2 separate regions of the Homo sapiens genome follow, and region 2 is linked to region 1. The links are chromatin loops, found by intact Hi-C in ENCODE. Cell type or tissue: mammary epithelial cell. All regions are shown on one strand.

What was found. A loop is a pair of places that touch in the nucleus more often than their neighbours do. Peaks named below come from ENCODE experiments on the same cell type or tissue, not always from the same donor. Only the 100,000 strongest peaks of a DNase experiment are listed, where the experiment ranks them.
Region 2: it touches region 1 in a loop (6-fold over the local background); 7 of 110 quality-filtered maps call a loop at or near these places.

The regions. Positions count from the first base shown.
Region 1 is chr11:121,547,190-121,555,189 of GRCh38, forward strand. SORL1 (sortilin related receptor 1) reads left to right here. Exons shown (of 48, transcript NM_003105.6): 15 at 2,771-2,899; 16 at 3,396-3,481; 17 at 6,748-6,920; 18 at 7,998-8,000. Among named protein-coding and RNA genes, the nearest start is that of SORL1-AS1, 98 kb to the left of the region's middle. RefSeq lists enhancers at 3,823-5,022, 6,579-7,176. In mammary epithelial cell, a CTCF peak has its summit at 3,300; DNase peaks (open chromatin) are centred at 3,222 and 6,942; H3K4me3 peaks cover 1,429 bases; H3K27ac peaks cover 2,007 bases.
Region 2 is chr11:121,460,043-121,468,042 of GRCh38, forward strand. The region is part of intron 1 of SORL1 (sortilin related receptor 1); the gene reads left to right. Among named protein-coding and RNA genes, the nearest start is that of SORL1-AS1, 11 kb to the left of the region's middle. RefSeq lists enhancers at 5,726-6,925, 6,489-6,558, 7,974-8,000. In mammary epithelial cell, no CTCF peak of the experiment used is centred here; DNase peaks (open chromatin) are centred at 4,679, 6,159 and 6,729; H3K27ac peaks cover 4,317 bases.

The sequences.
Region 1 (8,000 bases):
ACCAGCTTGAGACTGGAGAGGTCCTAATCCCTGAAAAGATCATAGTGCCCTCTCTCTCCCCTCTTCCTATCCCCAATATGTACTTCAAAATAAAATTAAGACTAAGTAAAAAATAGGTAAGAAAGTCTAACAAATCTTTGGGGTTTTTTTTTTTTTCATGACATTTAGGCTTAAAAACAAATAACATTAAAATTTTCTCTCTTGCCCTACATTTCCCCAACCCTCACCAAAAAAAAAAAAAAAAAAAAAAAAAAAATCACACACACAAGAAAAGAAATGGAGCTTGGTGTGCCCTCCTGGGTAAACTGGCCTGGGACCTGCTGGTCTACCATGCCCACCCCATCTGCCTTGCTGGAACCTGCTGTATGCTCACCCTGCTTGTATGTGGAGTGTTTTTATTGTAGACCAGTAAAACCACCTGCTCTGCCCCTTGTGGAGTTGGGTTGCAGGCCAAATGAGATCGTGGGGTGATGACCCTCTGAAATGGTAAGGGGTATATGGATGTCAGCTGTTCCCCGCTCCACCCCTCCCAATTGTTTCTCTGCTTGCTGTAGCTGCTGGAAGGCAGCCAGCCCAACTATATGGCTCTTGGAGATGTTTGATGGCATTGGACTATGGCACTGAGAAGGAAAATGGTCCCAAGATGGACGTCAGGAAATGAGATGAGAATGAGCAAGCTTATAGTATCTTTCCATTAGTTCAGGTACTGGTTGACAACTGTGTTTGAACACCAGGTTATTTCTGATAGTCCTTTTAGACCACACTGGGAAGCCCAGCTATTGGCCCATGTTTCCTGATTTCCATGGTAGATTCTTTTATGTTCTTATATTTCTCGACATTGCCAAGTCATACAGCTTTCACATTCTTGACTGCAACCCCTAGTAAATAATACATTTTCTCTTATGACCCTGTACTTACATATGTACGTGTAGATACATACACACATATAATTAAAACACAAGTTTTAGGAGACAACATTGACTTTTAAATGTATGATGGGGCCTTTTGCAATCTTTTGCACTTTTTTGGGAGGGGAAGAATCTAGTCTTGGGCCTCCCAAGTACTCTCAGAGTCCACTAGGTCATGACCTATGGTCAAAGAAAGCTGCCCAGGAAGAGTGCTTTGCTATTGGAGGCAAATAAGTAATTAGCTAATGCTTTATCTGGTTCCTAAAAAGATTTAAAGTGGCCGTTCAGTAATAACGAACTGAGGTAATGAAAGAGGCACATTTGATACAGTGACAAAACTGCTGCCTTTTGAACAATTCTTACAAACTATTAAATGTGGATTATGATATAATGCACACAAATCACTCTCTGTGTATCTGTTAATACTTTTTGTGTCAGAAATGTTTAATGAATATTTGGAGTTTTTCTTTTTGTTTTTTGTTTTTCTGAGACAGAGTCTCACTCTGTCACCCATGCTGGAGTGCAGTGGTGCAATCTTGGCTCACTGCAACCTCTGCCTCCCAAGTTCAAGCCATTCTCTTGCCTCAGCCTCCAGAGTAGCTGGGATTACAGGTGCGTGCCACCATGCCCAACTGATTTTTGTATTTTTAGTAGAGACGGGGTTTTGCCATGTTGCCCAGGCTGGTCTAGAACTCCTGACCTCAAGTGAGCCACCCGCCTCAGCCTCCCAAAATGCTGGGATTACAGGCGTGAGCTACCATGCCGGACCTAAATATTTGTTGAATTGAATAGAGCAAATAAATGTGTTCTGGTAGAGCACATGAACGTGGAATATATGTTCTGTTCTATAATTCTTTGAATATATTCTGTAATTCATTGAATTATAGAATTTACAGGTTTGGAAGGGCCTTAGAACATTCATAGTACAGTCACCTCGTTTTAGAATCGTCTTCGACTGAGGCCTCCTGCTTCCTACTCCAGGATGCTGCCCTTCAAGCTGGGAGGTTTGGCAGATGTGACTCCAGATCACAAGAGGTCTCATGAACCTAACTACTGTATCTCAAAGTACAGGGTGACTTAGCTAGTATGTGGATATACTCTTAAATAACATTGAACCCCTAGTCAAATTTTTTCTTTTTTTCTGAGACAGGGGCTTGCTCTGTTGCCCAGGCTGGAGTGCAGTGGCGCAATCACGGCTCACTACAGCCTTGACCTCCTGGGCTCAAATGATTCTCCCACCTCAGCCTCCCAAGTAGCTGGGACCACAGGTGTGCAGCACCATACCTGGCTATTTTTTTTTATTCTTTTTTGTAGAGACAGGGTCTTACCATGTTGCCCATGTTGGTCTGGAGCTCCTGGGCTTAAACAATATGTCTGCCTTGGCCTCCCAAAGTGTTGGGATTACAGGCGTGAACCACCATGCCCGGCCCCAAATAATTTTTTAAAAAGGTTATTCTTTTAAAATTCCTCTTTTACTTCTTCAGATTCTGTCAAAAAGAACGTCTCATTGGTTGCTAGTAACTGTAACATTTGCCTAATCCCTTTTAACAGAGAGGGCAGGTCCAGAGTCTTAAATTGGGAACTGGATCTGGCTAAAATTTAATACTGTTTTGATTTGGCATGATGATTTTTTTTTTTTTTGGTCTATTTATGGCATGTGATTGTGTTTTTCCAACTGTGGTTCTGATATAAATCTTCTTTTGAAGATGTATTTTATATAAAAAGTAAATATTCTTTAAAGGGACATGTTAAATAACTTATAATAAAAGTGAAAAGTAGTAAGGTAAAGTCAGCAGAATTGGTACAGGAATGCCTGAAATGTATAAAACCGTGGCCTTAACAAAGCCCAATTGCCTTTTTAGTGACTTCGGTTTCAAGATGAGTGAAGATTTGTCATTAGAGGTTTGTGTTCCAGATCCGGAATTTTCTGGAAAGTCATACTCCCCTCCTGTGCCTTGCCCTGTGGGTTCTACTTACAGGAGAACGAGAGGGTATGTATCACAGAGGTTGCCCTGTCAGGTTCTCAGCGGTCCGCACATGGAGCGAGAGAGCATAGAGGACCGTCTGGATTGCTCTACACTCGAAATTCTAGAATTCCAAGTTAACAGCCTGCAAGTAGTTTGGGCAACATTATAAATTATGGTATTTGTAAACTCTCCTACCTCCACATTGCAAGTCTGTAAGCATCCCTGAAACTCTAGGAATATCTTAAGTCATCAACTTCAGCAGGGAAACATCTTCAGAGGAATGTATTCAAGAGATATATTTAAAAATCTTGGCCAGGACAGTGCCCTAAATTGTCTGGGCCTGCCTAGTCTAATTATAAGGAGAACTGACTCAGAACTACGAACATCCTCTTTCTAGTTCTAAAGAGAAATGAGTGGATGGACTCTACTGGCCGTGGGTAGTAAGTGTATTCCCAGCTGGGATGCCTTTGTGGCTATTCTTCCATGTTTCTGACCTCTTGCTCTTGGGGTGGGGTGACAGCTACCGGAAGATTTCTGGGGACACTTGTAGCGGAGGAGATGTTGAAGCGCGACTGGAAGGAGAGCTGGTCCCCTGTCCCCTGGCAGGTAAGAGAGGTGGTTTCTTCCCTTTCATTTCTTGAGACATGGTTGAAGCAGTATCACGATCTCACCCAAGTCCGGGCTTGTGGCTCCTTTAATTGAGTGGAGAAAAACAATGGCCGTCACAAGCATCACAGGGCTTCCTCTTTTCCCTAAGGTTGGTTTCCACACTGAACTTGTACATAGCCATACCCGTTTTTAGGAATGGAAAGTACTTTGTGTCAGCTCAGTTTCTTTGAGGGAAATCCCTTTGTTAATTGAAAAATATTTATTCAGCATCCACTGGGGTAGAAAGATCCCCACAGGCTTTTGTGTGTTCCTTAATCTGTTTGTCAAAGTTGAGTATAAAGAGGTGTGTGACTTCTTAGGAAGTAGCTAAGTAGTCTATGTTAATTTTATAATAAAACTAACTGTAACTAAAATTTTAATGGAATTTTATAGATTTCAGTGTACTTTTTATGTGTTGCCAGTTTAACCCTTTTAACAACTCAGGGAAGCAGATATTATCAATTTTGTTTTTTACTTTTTCACGAGGAAGCATGTTCAGAGGAGGTTAAATGGCTTAAGGTCACACATCTAGTAAGTGACAAAGTTGAAATTCAGACTCTAAGCCCCATGCTCTTCATTGGACATTGCCCAAATGGCAAATAAATATCATTCTCACTATTTTAGATAATCATTATGCATGCTAATTAAGAAAAACTTCTCTGAAATGATTCACATGCTATAAAGGTATAGTGTGTTCTAAAACACGTTTCTGCTAGATTTAGTGGTGATGTAACATGGGGTCTTTACCACAGAGACATGAAATTATGATACTTTGAAAAATAATCTCTTAGTTGCTTTTCTTCACTCTGTTTCCAGTTCTTATTCATTTAAAGCTTCTTTATTCCCTCTGTGCCCTCTTTCCTGCCCATTACCTCTTGGTGAAGGTAAATGGCTGGAGTTAACTTCCGTCTGTGGTGGGTGGTGGTGTCTTACGTGGACAGCCATAAGCACCGAATGAATCATGAAAGAAGTGTGTGGTCTCCACAGGCAGGGCAGGGCAGCCCTCTCTTTTGCTCACTGCCGCCAGCTTGCCCTGGTGTTTTTCATGCTAAGTTCGTTAGTCCCTTAATTTAATCTTTCATCATTACCAGAGTAATTAACATACCTCACTATGGAGGCTTGAAAAGAACCACCACTTCAGCAAATTCCAACAAATGAGCAGATAATATTCAAATATTTCCCTCACAAGAGCTGTTATTGATGAGGGCGTGGGTTAGTAGGGTTTGAGTGATTGCTCTTGAGGGGCTGGAGTGCCTACTTTTGTAATAAATATTTCTGAAGATAATTCAGCAAGGGACAAAACAGTTTGTTTAAAGCCATCTAAACTGGCAGGAAAGCTATTTTCTCTTCTACTGGAAGATAGAACAGGGAACGAAGTGGAGAAATCTCATTCCATTGTGGGCCACCTCCTATGTAAAAGAGAGAAAAAAAAAGGCATGGAATAGGAGGCAGGGATATACCAGGAAAGAAAAAGATGCTTTCACAGGACTAATGGGGGCCGTAATATCTTTGCAAAGATGAGGTAATCTGGGCATCTGGAAGGATTTTTTAAATGCAAGAATTTTTCTTCCTTTACAATTACTATGAAAACACACATTCCTTGGCCAGGACCAGCCAAGAATTCCATTCCTTTTCCAGGTTAAGCATTGCGCGCTGGAATGCCGCATGCTGCTCTGAACATAATCCTAAAACACGTATTTCTGGATTCAGGTTCTACTTTATGGGTATTAGTTTCTTAGAGGAAAAAAAAGCCCAGAGTGACAGAATGAGGTTTATAGATGCTGGAGAGAGATGTGGGGCAAAAGCCTTGCTGCTGCAAATGTAGCTTTCATGTCCCTATACCTTAGCTGGCCCCCTCCCTGGGAATGACAGCGGGAAGGTTTCCTTGACAACCAAAAGGGGAGGTAGGTTACCATGTGATGGTAACATAGATACTTCTAAAGTGACCTGGAACCAAAGGAAAAGAAGGAAAACTTACCTTATTAAAAATTGTAGGTAGATTTATTTTTTGATGCATTATCTATATTACAGCTTTTATAAAGAAGGTGAGTGGTACATGTTAAGTCACTGAGTGTATGGAATCAGGAAGTGGGCAGGAATGGCTAACCCAGGCATGCAGCAAAAGAATTCCGATTTGCATCTTGGTCCCATATGCAACACACTGTCAAGATGCACACTTTAGACACAGATGCTGGTGTGCTGCTTGTGTCCACTCCTGGGGAAGAATCTGGATGTTTCCCAAGCCGTTCCCTAAGTGGACAAGACAGTGTACTGGGTCTTCCTATTTCCAGTTGTCTGACATTAGGTAAGTATCTTCAGCACTCAGGACCTTCATTTCTACATCTTAAAAATCATCCACGGTAGCGTCTGTATCATAACAGGCAGCACAGTGTAGTGGTTAAAGCATAGACTCTGGATCCAGAGTGCCTGGGTTCCAATCTTGGTTCTGCCACTTGCTAGTTGTGTGACCTTGGGTGAGTTACTTAACCTCTCTGGTCTCAGTTTTCTCATTTGTAAAATTTGGTTAACAAGAGTTCTACCATCAGGCAGTTGTTGTGGGTCTTAAACAATACCCGATACGTAGTAAGCACATTATACACAATATGTACACAATTTATATTTGTTGAGTAGAAACAGAATTTTTGTGGTGATTATGTTGTGGAACATTTTGTAAATAGCCAAGAACAAATGCATTATTAGTATTATTTTGGAGATCTAAGAGGTTCATAGAATTGCCATATGGTGTTGTGAACAATATGAATAAGTGAGCAAATTGATTAGAGAGCTTAGTTACAAAGCTTCAGTGACTAATGGTCTCTCGTCAACAAGATGATGATGCTGTGGTGATACAGTCACGTGAGGAGGGAGAACAGGGCGATTGGTGTAATTAGGTTGGCAAGTGTGACTTGAAGACTGGCAGGCTTAGCCCAGAAGTATGGTTGTTGAAGCATGCATATTGGGAGATTTAGAATAAAGAAAAACATAACAAGTAAAACACTTGCAGATGAAGAAACAGATTCACTGGAGTTTAAGTAACTTGCCTGAGGCAGAAATGTGATTCCATTACACACCTCCTGAGTCTTGATTTCTGTGCTCTTCACTTGGTCCACACCACATGCCAATGAATTTGAGGTTTGTGTATGAGAAACAAATAGGTCAGATGTGCTAGGACCTCTTCAGCATCCCCTGGGTCCAACCTCCCACGTGTCTTGTGTGTCTGGCAGAAGAGAACGAGTTCATTCTGTATGCTGTGAGGAAATCCATCTACCGCTATGACCTGGCCTCGGGAGCCACCGAGCAGTTGCCTCTCACCGGGCTACGGGCAGCAGTGGCCCTGGACTTTGACTATGAGCACAACTGTTTGTATTGGTCCGACCTGGCCTTGGACGTCATCCAGGTGAGTCAGCGCTTGGTCTGACTGTGGGAGCTGTGCATCGTGACTGCCCTGTCCTGATAAGCTGCATGCAGAATGGCCTATGGAAATGGGCAGTTAGAAGTTTGTAAGTGTTACTCATCTCAGGGCTGACAGGTGAAAGTTTCCAGTCTTCTGTGTTAGTATTTTTCTTTCTCTGTCTTCATCTGTTCATATAGGAAGGATAAAGAAAGCCCTAAATCCACAGACCTGCTTGAAAGTGAGGTCTTGCTTTTCCTGCTGGGAAGGTGTTGGGACTAGTAATGTAGGATGATTAGTTGCCCCCCTATTGTGCCAACTGCCTCTTGAGCATCTTTCTTCCCAAGCCATGATACAGTAACACTTGACTTACCCATAGCTCACATAATTATCCACTTCAGCTGTTCTGAACACAGGTAAGAACCAGGAAGTAAGCATTAAAGAGCCCTGGACAGGCCAGGTGGATAGCCATACGCTCACACCCATGCATTTAAAGGAGAGCTCTTTGATCTTTATTCATTGTCTACTTAATCCTTTTAGAAAAGCAATTCCAACAAATTTTTATCTAGATTCCAACCCAACAGAAATTTCACAGTGCCTGGGTATTTGAGGGGCTTGGGGTGGGGGATGGCGGTGATGCTGAATGGAGCTGTCCAACAATAGCACTTGATGGCTAAGAGCCTCACAGGGAAGAAAGAGTATAAAAGCAGACACAAGAACTGAAATGTAACAGCAGTCTGGTTTCACTTATTTTAAAAGCAAACAGACTCATACAATCTCAGTAATCTCTGACTTTATTATTGCCATACAGCATAATTTAGTAACCAGTGTTCATAATGATAATGCAGAGTAATATATATGATTAAATTCTCTTTATTCTGCTTTAAAAAACAAAAATGTAGTATATTTTAGAAATGCTTTCATGAAAACCTGGCTTCATGTGTCTGGAAAGTTTACTAACGTAAAACATCTCATCCCTTGCCAGTCCTGCCAGTTGAATAAAGGGTTACCCTTCATGGGACTGACTTGGCAGGGGGTCGTTTGAACAGTTCCTAGCATTTATTATTACTTTTCTCTCTTAAGCGC
Region 2 (8,000 bases), 87 kb before region 1:
ATGTGATTATATCCCAAATCTGAGTGGCTGACAAGGACAATAAAAAGATGTACCTATATCAAATGCATTTGTGCCGTGTAGAGACCAATATGTTGTTTATTATCTCCCCCCCTTTCTGGGGGTTTTTTAAATGAAGAAGGTAACTGATGTGACCTCTATTATTTAGAAGAGAGACTAGCCTGTTGAGTAGAAACCCTGGGGGAAGATGACTAGGGTGAATCTTACATGAAATAAATGTGGGGGTGAATCAATGGGTGGGCCCTCAGTTGGGATTTTAATATTTTAGGGATACTGAGATGATTTCCTTCTGACTTTGGGGGGCTGGTGAGCTGAGGTGTAGTGTCATGATGAATTTTTTTTTTTTTTTTTTTTGAGACAGAGTCTCGCTCCGTCACCCAGCTGGAGTGCAGTGGCTCTATCTCGGCTCACTGCAACCTCTGCCTCCCAGGTTCAGGCGATTCTTGTGCCTCAGCCTCCTGAGTAGCTGGGATTACAGGTGCGCACCACCACGCCCGGCTAATTGTTTTGTATTTTTAGTAGAGATGAGGTTTCACCATATTGGCCAGGCTGGTCTCGAACTCCTGACCTCGTGATTCACCCACCTTGGCCTCCCAAAATGCTGGGATTACAGGTGTGAGCCACCGTGCCTGGCCTTGGTGAAATTTTTAACTCTGTGCCCAGAGGCATTGGAAAGGCTGGTATGATCTGGTTGAGCCTGGAGGGCCCTGGGTTAAGAGCCACCTGTGGAGAAAGGCTAGCTTGGGGACTGTGGCTGGGAAGACTTTAATAGGTACCTGTGAGATAGCAAGCTATAGGGTTAAGGTCCCAGATAGTTAAGGACCCCATTTCTCTATTAGCCCAGGAGACACATGCGAGACAGTTCCACCTGTCTCTGCCCCAGGGACCTGGGGAGAAAGGCCAGTGCTGATCTGCCCAAGGATCTCAGCCAAGGAGCCCGAGATGGCAGGGAGTGGGGACAGAGCAGAGTGGGGTGAGTGTCCTGTGAAACCAGAAGTGTTTGGAAGGACTTGCATGCTTTGAACCTGTGCTCAATTAATTGAGTAACCTGAGACTCTGTACCTATGACTTACCTCATCTGTGTACATTTAGTTCCCTGAAATTCTCTCACTGAGTGGTTAAAAAAAAAAAAAATCTGCAGTTAACTGTGCACATGGTTTGCTGAATTTGGCAAGGTGTGCTGTTGGTGGTGGTGGTGATGGGTGGGCTGGAGGGGGACGGTTACTGCAGAAACAAGGCCTTCAATCTCTAGAGGAGAAAAATGAAGCAGTGGATGTGGAAAGTTGGTTAGAGGTGAAAGAGCTATCTAAACAGAGCTGGGGGAGTTTAGCTAGCAGACCAGAGCCTGTGGGACGTCCGCCTGTTGCCTCACCTCCTGGTAGCCCAGAGGGCATCTCCTATTACTGAGAAATTGGCCAAGCCATGGGTTTAATGCACTCCCCCTTCTCCATTAGTCTTGTTTATAGCTGCCCTCACAGGGTGGTGAAGAAGCCACTGGTAGGGTATAGAGGCCTTCGGTTCTGGGATGTAATGTTTACATGCTTTTCTCTTGGAGTTAGGAAAGTGCTAGAAAACAGTGTCGCCTCTGGGCTGGAGCCTTGGGACCTGGAGGTTGGGTTTCCCCAGGTTTCAGAGTTCGGCTGGGAATCAAGGAGAAAACTGCCTGTGAGTTTCAGTTAGGCAGGAGCTCCTAGCTTGACTCAGGCGTGCAGTGTTTTGTCATTTTATATATGTCATCGCTTGCTCTTAGGCCTTTCGCTAATGTTAATGTTCTATGTGGAGCCGTTTTGTGAGGAATGGCTTATTTTGGTTGAGAGGCATTTGGTAATGAAAAGAAATGATGTTTTAGTGCGTCGAAGTTTATGAAATGACATCCACAGGCTGCATCTCATTTGATTCTTACGACAATCTTGAAAAATGGGGAAGATAAGAATGATTATTCATCTCATTTCAGAGATGAGTATCTTGAAGCTTGAAAAGGTGAAGTGACTTACCCGTAGTTAGACAGGTGGTAAACCGGAGAGAACAAGACTCAAACCAACCCGCTAACTTGTTTCAGATTTATGCAGGCATATTTGTCTATCCTAAGTAATCTAGTGAAATTTTTGATCTCAAGCAGGGATCCACAGCTTTTTTGCAGTACTTTTTTTTCTCCACCTTTAAAACCTGGAGATCTCACATAATTCCACTTTCTCCTGGCCACACTGATCTTGTAATTTTTCAAACACAGCAAGTCTCAAGGCCCTTCTCCTTCCTGGCTTCTGCTCTGCCCTGCCTTAGGTCTGGGTCCATGTTCTCTGCCTCACTTTTCCATCCCCTTTTCCCTAACTCCTCCCTCTTCATCCTTATGGTGTCAGTACATAGGTCAGGTCTTCAGTGAAGCCTCACTCTCTCCCCGATATGAGGTTAGGTCCCCTGTGTAACAACAGTAATTCAATCATCATTCCTGGAATTAGTTGTTTAATGCGTGTTTTCCCTACTATATTCAGAGCTATGAGGCAGGACCTAGAATCGTGTTATTTTTCTTTCTTTTTTATTTTTTGAGACAGGGTCTAGCTCTGTCGCCCAGGCTGGAGTGCAGTGGCATGATCATAGCTCACTGCGGCCTCGATCTCTTGGGCACAAGCGATCCTCCCACCTCAGACTCCCTAGTAGCTGGGACTACAGGCATGCGCCACCAGGCCCGTCTAGTTTTTGTATTTTTTGTAGAGATGGGGTTGTGTCATGTTGTCTAGGCTGGTCTTGAACTCCTGGGCTCGAGGGATCCACCCGCCTTGGCCTCCCAAAGTGCTGGGATTGCAGATGTGAGTCTGCCATTTTACTAACACCTAGTATAGCATCTGGTATATAGTTAGTGCTTGATAAATACTTATTGACTGAACGCGGTGAGGGGCTATTCATGGTGAAGCTGCAGAGGGCAAGTCTGTGGTCTGGAACCATCCTGAAGAGCTGTGAGAAATGACTTTGGGCTCACAGGGAAATCCTCACGTAGGGCAAGTCCTGGCTTGGGGTGCGCTCTCTTGAGGGGGTATTTGCTGTGCTCACTCTGACTGTGTTTCCTGCACATGGCCGTGTGTTTTCAGGCAGTGAGAACCACCACATTGCCTTAAAGTCTGTCTCTGAGCTTAATCTCATTTGCAAAAGGTGGCATTTCATTTAATTGTTCTCTGAGATTCTTTCTGGCTTTGATATTTTCCTCATTTTTTTTTTGCCAACTGGTAAATTAAGGGGTGATATTATGTTCATGAGAAAGAGAGTTTTCCACAGTTTCTTTTTAGTAGGGAGCCCCTCCCAAAACAGCAAAGCATATTCGCTCATTGACAAAGTGGGTTCACCAGGACAGAGTGGCACACAGAGGTAAACAGTAGATAGGTTCTCGCTGCCAAGGATCAATCAGAAAGGGAAATAAGCTCTCTAAACTGATATTATAAGGCAGTGAGATTATGATTATCATCCTTTTAGCAAAGAGAAAGGAAAGGGCATATGTGTATTTTTCTCTGTAGAATGGTCATGGCTCCAGTGAAGGAGATAGTAGTGAATGCTAAGTTCTAGTCCAAGGTTATTCTCTCCTTGTTTCCTCATCTGGAAAATGGGCAGCCTGAATTCATCAGCAAAGTAGTTCAGGAGTTCTGTAGGTGAAGCATCTTGAGCAAACTCAAAAGTCAAGTGAGTGAGCTGAGATTCCATGAACTGGGCCTCTCTTCCGGGAGTGCTCGTAAACTAGATTTCAGCTTTCCTTCTGAGGTGAGCAGTCCAGGGAGGATAATAAGCCTGCTAAATATAGTGAGAACACAGTCTTGAAAGGGGACAGTGAGAGGCAATTTGCATACCTAGCATTTAAGCCATGCAAAGGGATGGTTTGGGAAAACCTTGTTCTCCTTGGACCTCAGGAGGCTGTCTTTGACTTCCTCAGTTTCGTCATATAGTTCAGGGGAGTGCCTGGCTCCTTCTGTCCTCACAGTTGAAGGACAGGATATTTGTTTTATGCTATATTGTAGAATTTTAAAAACGCTTCTTTGTATTTCACTGCTAGTGAAGCAGAGAAATGAATCAGACTGCCTTATTTGTCCTCCTTGTACTGCGTTTTGGGAGGAGGCTGTGTAGGAGTTGTGAGGACTGCAAGCTGTGGGAGTCTAGGACATCCTGATTTTTGGGTTTGACCAATTTGAAAGAGGTGTAGAGAGGGTACCTGTGACCCATTCTATTCAGTGGCCCCACCTCCTGCATAAGCCTCAACAACTATACAGATTTCGGTGGTTTTATTGGAAACTTCTCATCATTGGCTTAGACTTGCAACCCTAATTCCCCCAGAAGTGCTCTGTGTGAGCTAACAGGTAAGAAATGATTAAAGAGCCTACAGGGTGCCTGGCACCTAGCAGACCTCAGTGCCTACTTCATCCGCAAGTGAACGCATGAGTAATCAGTCCCTTCATCCAAGCCATTGACTTCCTCCCCTCTATTTATAACAACCCAGAACTTGAGGACTGGGTGGTAGCAGGTCCTTCCCCTCACTCTGAATAATAGGAGGTGAATCATTTCACCTCTCCGGGTTGCCAGGGCACGCAGGGGGCTGAGGGACAACACTTGTGGGGTGATATGGACTTGTTCGATGAAGATGCCGAGGCGAGTCAAGGTGTGGGTGGCATCCACTGTTGTGAGCTGGCGGTGGATGCTAGCCTTGGGCCTGCGGCTGTTTCTCCAGCTGGGGACAGGGAGGCCTGTGCGGATGCTGTGGCTCTGCAGATGCCGCTGACAGCACTTTGAAGGATTGGTTTGGCCAGAGACCCAGTCCACAGCCTGCCTCCTGTATGACTCATTCTAGCTGCATATTTTGGTAGCATGAGGGCTTGAGATGAGATAAAAGGAGCACTTCTTAAGAGTGGAAGCTCCTAGGTTCTTGATTAGCACTTGAGAAATATAATGTTCTCTGCAGGTCCTAGAGGCCTTAAAAAAATTTGAGTATATTTCACATTACATAAAATTAGCCATTTTAAAGTGAACAGTTCAGTGAACTTAATATCGCCGCAATGTTGTGCTACCATGATTTCCAAAACATTTCCATCGCTCTGAAATAAAACCCCTTACCCATTAAGCAGTGATTCCCTCCTCTCCAATCTCCCAGCCCCTCGTAACCACTAATCAGCTTTCTCTCCCTATGGATTTACCTATTCGGGACATTTCATATAAATGGTGTCATGCAATCATGCAATATGTGACCTTTTGTATCTGGCTTCTTTCACTTAGCATATTGTTTGTGAGGTTCAGCCACATTGTAGCATATATCATCAGTATATCCTAGAGTTTTAATGACCATCCCAAATCCCCAAAGACAAGCCCCCCCGCCAAAAATGGTACATCTTTCTAGCTACCGTCATTTAGTTCCAACTCCTGCCAGGAGGCAGGGGAATCAACTAGATTCATTGTTTCCCAAAGAAGCTGCATTAGAAATACCTGGGGTTGGGGTGTGTCTCCTTTTTTTTTTTTTGAGACGGAGTCTCGCTCTGTCGCCCAGGCTGGAGTGCAGTGGCATGATCTTGGCTTACTGCAACCTCTGCCTCCCAGATTCAAGCAATTCTCCTGCCTCAGCTTCCCGAGTAGCTGGGACTACAGGCACGTGCCACCGTGCCTGGCTAATTTTTTGTATTTTTAGTAGAGACGGTTTTTCACTGTGTTAGCCAGGTTGGTCTCCATCTCCTGACCTCGTGATCTGCCTGCCTTGGCCTCCCAAAGTGCTGGGATTACAGGCATGAACCACCACGCCCGGCTGGGTGTGTCTTTTAAAAAAGACTGATTCCTGGGCTCCAGGCAGAGGGCGACAGAGCCGGTAGGCGTGGAGTGGGGCCTCTTAGGTGATTCTGACCTTCAGTGGGGCATGGGACCCCCCTAGGCCAGGTGATCTTTGGGGGGTGGGGTGGGAGGAGTTATCTTGACTCTTAACGACCTGCCAATGAGCCAGATGCTGTTTGTTGTTTATGATGCAGTTTCTGTGTTCAGAGGTTTCTGTGGCATGTAATTTTTCTCTGTTTGCCTTCTGAGGGGAGGCACTCGGCCCCTCCCTGCTGCCTTAACAGCTCCAATTAATTGTGTCTCATTTATCAAGCTCCAGCTATGCCCTGTGAGCTAGACAGGGGAGAGGGAAGGTTGTTCACACCCCGGGGTTGTGGTTATAGCTGATTGCACGTCAAGGTTATGTTCCTGGGAAAACCACCCTCCCACCCACTCCCAGGCCAGTGTCTTCTGGGTGTGGGACCTGTGTGGGGGATTGGCGATGGAAAAAGGCTTGGGGAGGAGGAAAGGGGAGATCAGGGGGAGATCCTTGGGGATGGATGGAAAAGGAACCAAACAAACCGGAAGCCACTGATTAAGTAAAGGGATCTAGGGACCTGTGGGTTGTTCTTGATTGCTGGGGTCTGCCCTGGGCTGCTGGTGTCTTGGCCACATGCCATGGAGAGCTAGCAGGAAAAGCCTGCTTTGTTGACTTCTTTTCTTTCCCCTGGGGGTGAGGATGGGGGCAAGGTGGAGACAGAGGAGACAGGTGAGGCCAGAGGGTAGAATGCATGTCTTGATAATAAAATTTACTTCCTGTCAGCCTGCCTGCTGGCTCCCCTGTCCTGCGCGCATCCATTCCTGATTCCTGCAACTAGGTCTGCTGTGGGGGGATGGGCACCCGGGCTGCCTTGGGGATCAGCTGTGACTCACCAGGGAGTTATTCTTATGACCAGGATGTGCCTGACATCTCGCCAAGCAAAGGAGCTGAGCTGTTCCTGCGAGTGCCTGGTGGCCCTCGTACAAGTCATTTCTTGCCAGGGATTTTATCCCCCTACTGGGCTGCCCCTTTTCAGTCTGCTCTTATGAGTAAAAGGGACATCTAATAAAAAAAGCTTTCCTTAAAAAAAAGAAGAGAAAGAAACAAAGTAACAAACAAACAGGTGTTTTACCAGGCTTGCCTTCTAGAGGTTTTCTTTTTTTCTTTTTTTTTTTTTTTTTGAGGTGGAGTCTCGCTCTGTTGCCCAGGCTGGACTGCAGTGGTACAATCTTGGCTCACTGCAAGCTCCGCCTCCCGGGTTCACGCCATTCTCCTGCCTCAGCCTGCCGAGTAGCTGGGACTACAGGCACCCGCCACCACGCCCGGCTAATTTTTTGTATTTTTAGTAGAGACCGGGTTTCACCGTGTTAGCCAGGATGGGAGTTTTTCTTTGTAGAAAAGCCCTTGGATGTTTTGAGGCTTGCCCTTGGTGCTCTTCTCACCTTTCACCTGCCTTGGGATTGGTGAGGAGGTCTCCTGTCCTCTGAGTAGATCGATTTCAGCAAGTTATCTTCAGACCTTTTGCCCACTCTGATCACTGAAAGCTTTGCAACCTACTCAAAGCATTATCTGAGTGTTACCTGCCAGAGGGAGCATTTTGATGTCATCTTTGAGGATGCCCAAGTTGAATATTTGAGGACTTTTTATCCCAGATCCCAGGGGAACATGGGTGATTTTTTTTTTCTAGGTTCCTAGTCCTTTATTGTATTGACATTTGCATAGTTTTCTATCCCCACTCTGGTTCAAGAGTGCAGATGTTTTGGGAGGGGAGGAAACTTTTAGCTGGGATTCCCAGGGCACATGTGTTGTGAGTTTCTGATCTCCAGATGGATCCAGGGGATTGGGCTGGAGAGGAGGAAAAGGGAAGGCTTCAGCGACCGGAGGAGATTCCTTTAGCTGCTTTCTCTTTGTAGCATTCTGGATTAAATAATTTATTTACTTCTATTTCTTATTTGCACTTCTCTGTTAGTGCTTGCCTGGACTTCTCTATCTGGGAATGAGGAGAGACATTTTGGAAGGACACATATTCCTAGGTCCTTTTCTTTAAAGTAAGGTCGCCTTTCAAATGTTTTTCAAAAAGAGTTTGATCCTGGATCAAATTAAATGCAGGTATTTAAAACTCCAAGTAACGTCGTTAAGGATTAGCTGCTTTGTCCTTCTGCCAGCCAAATATGTG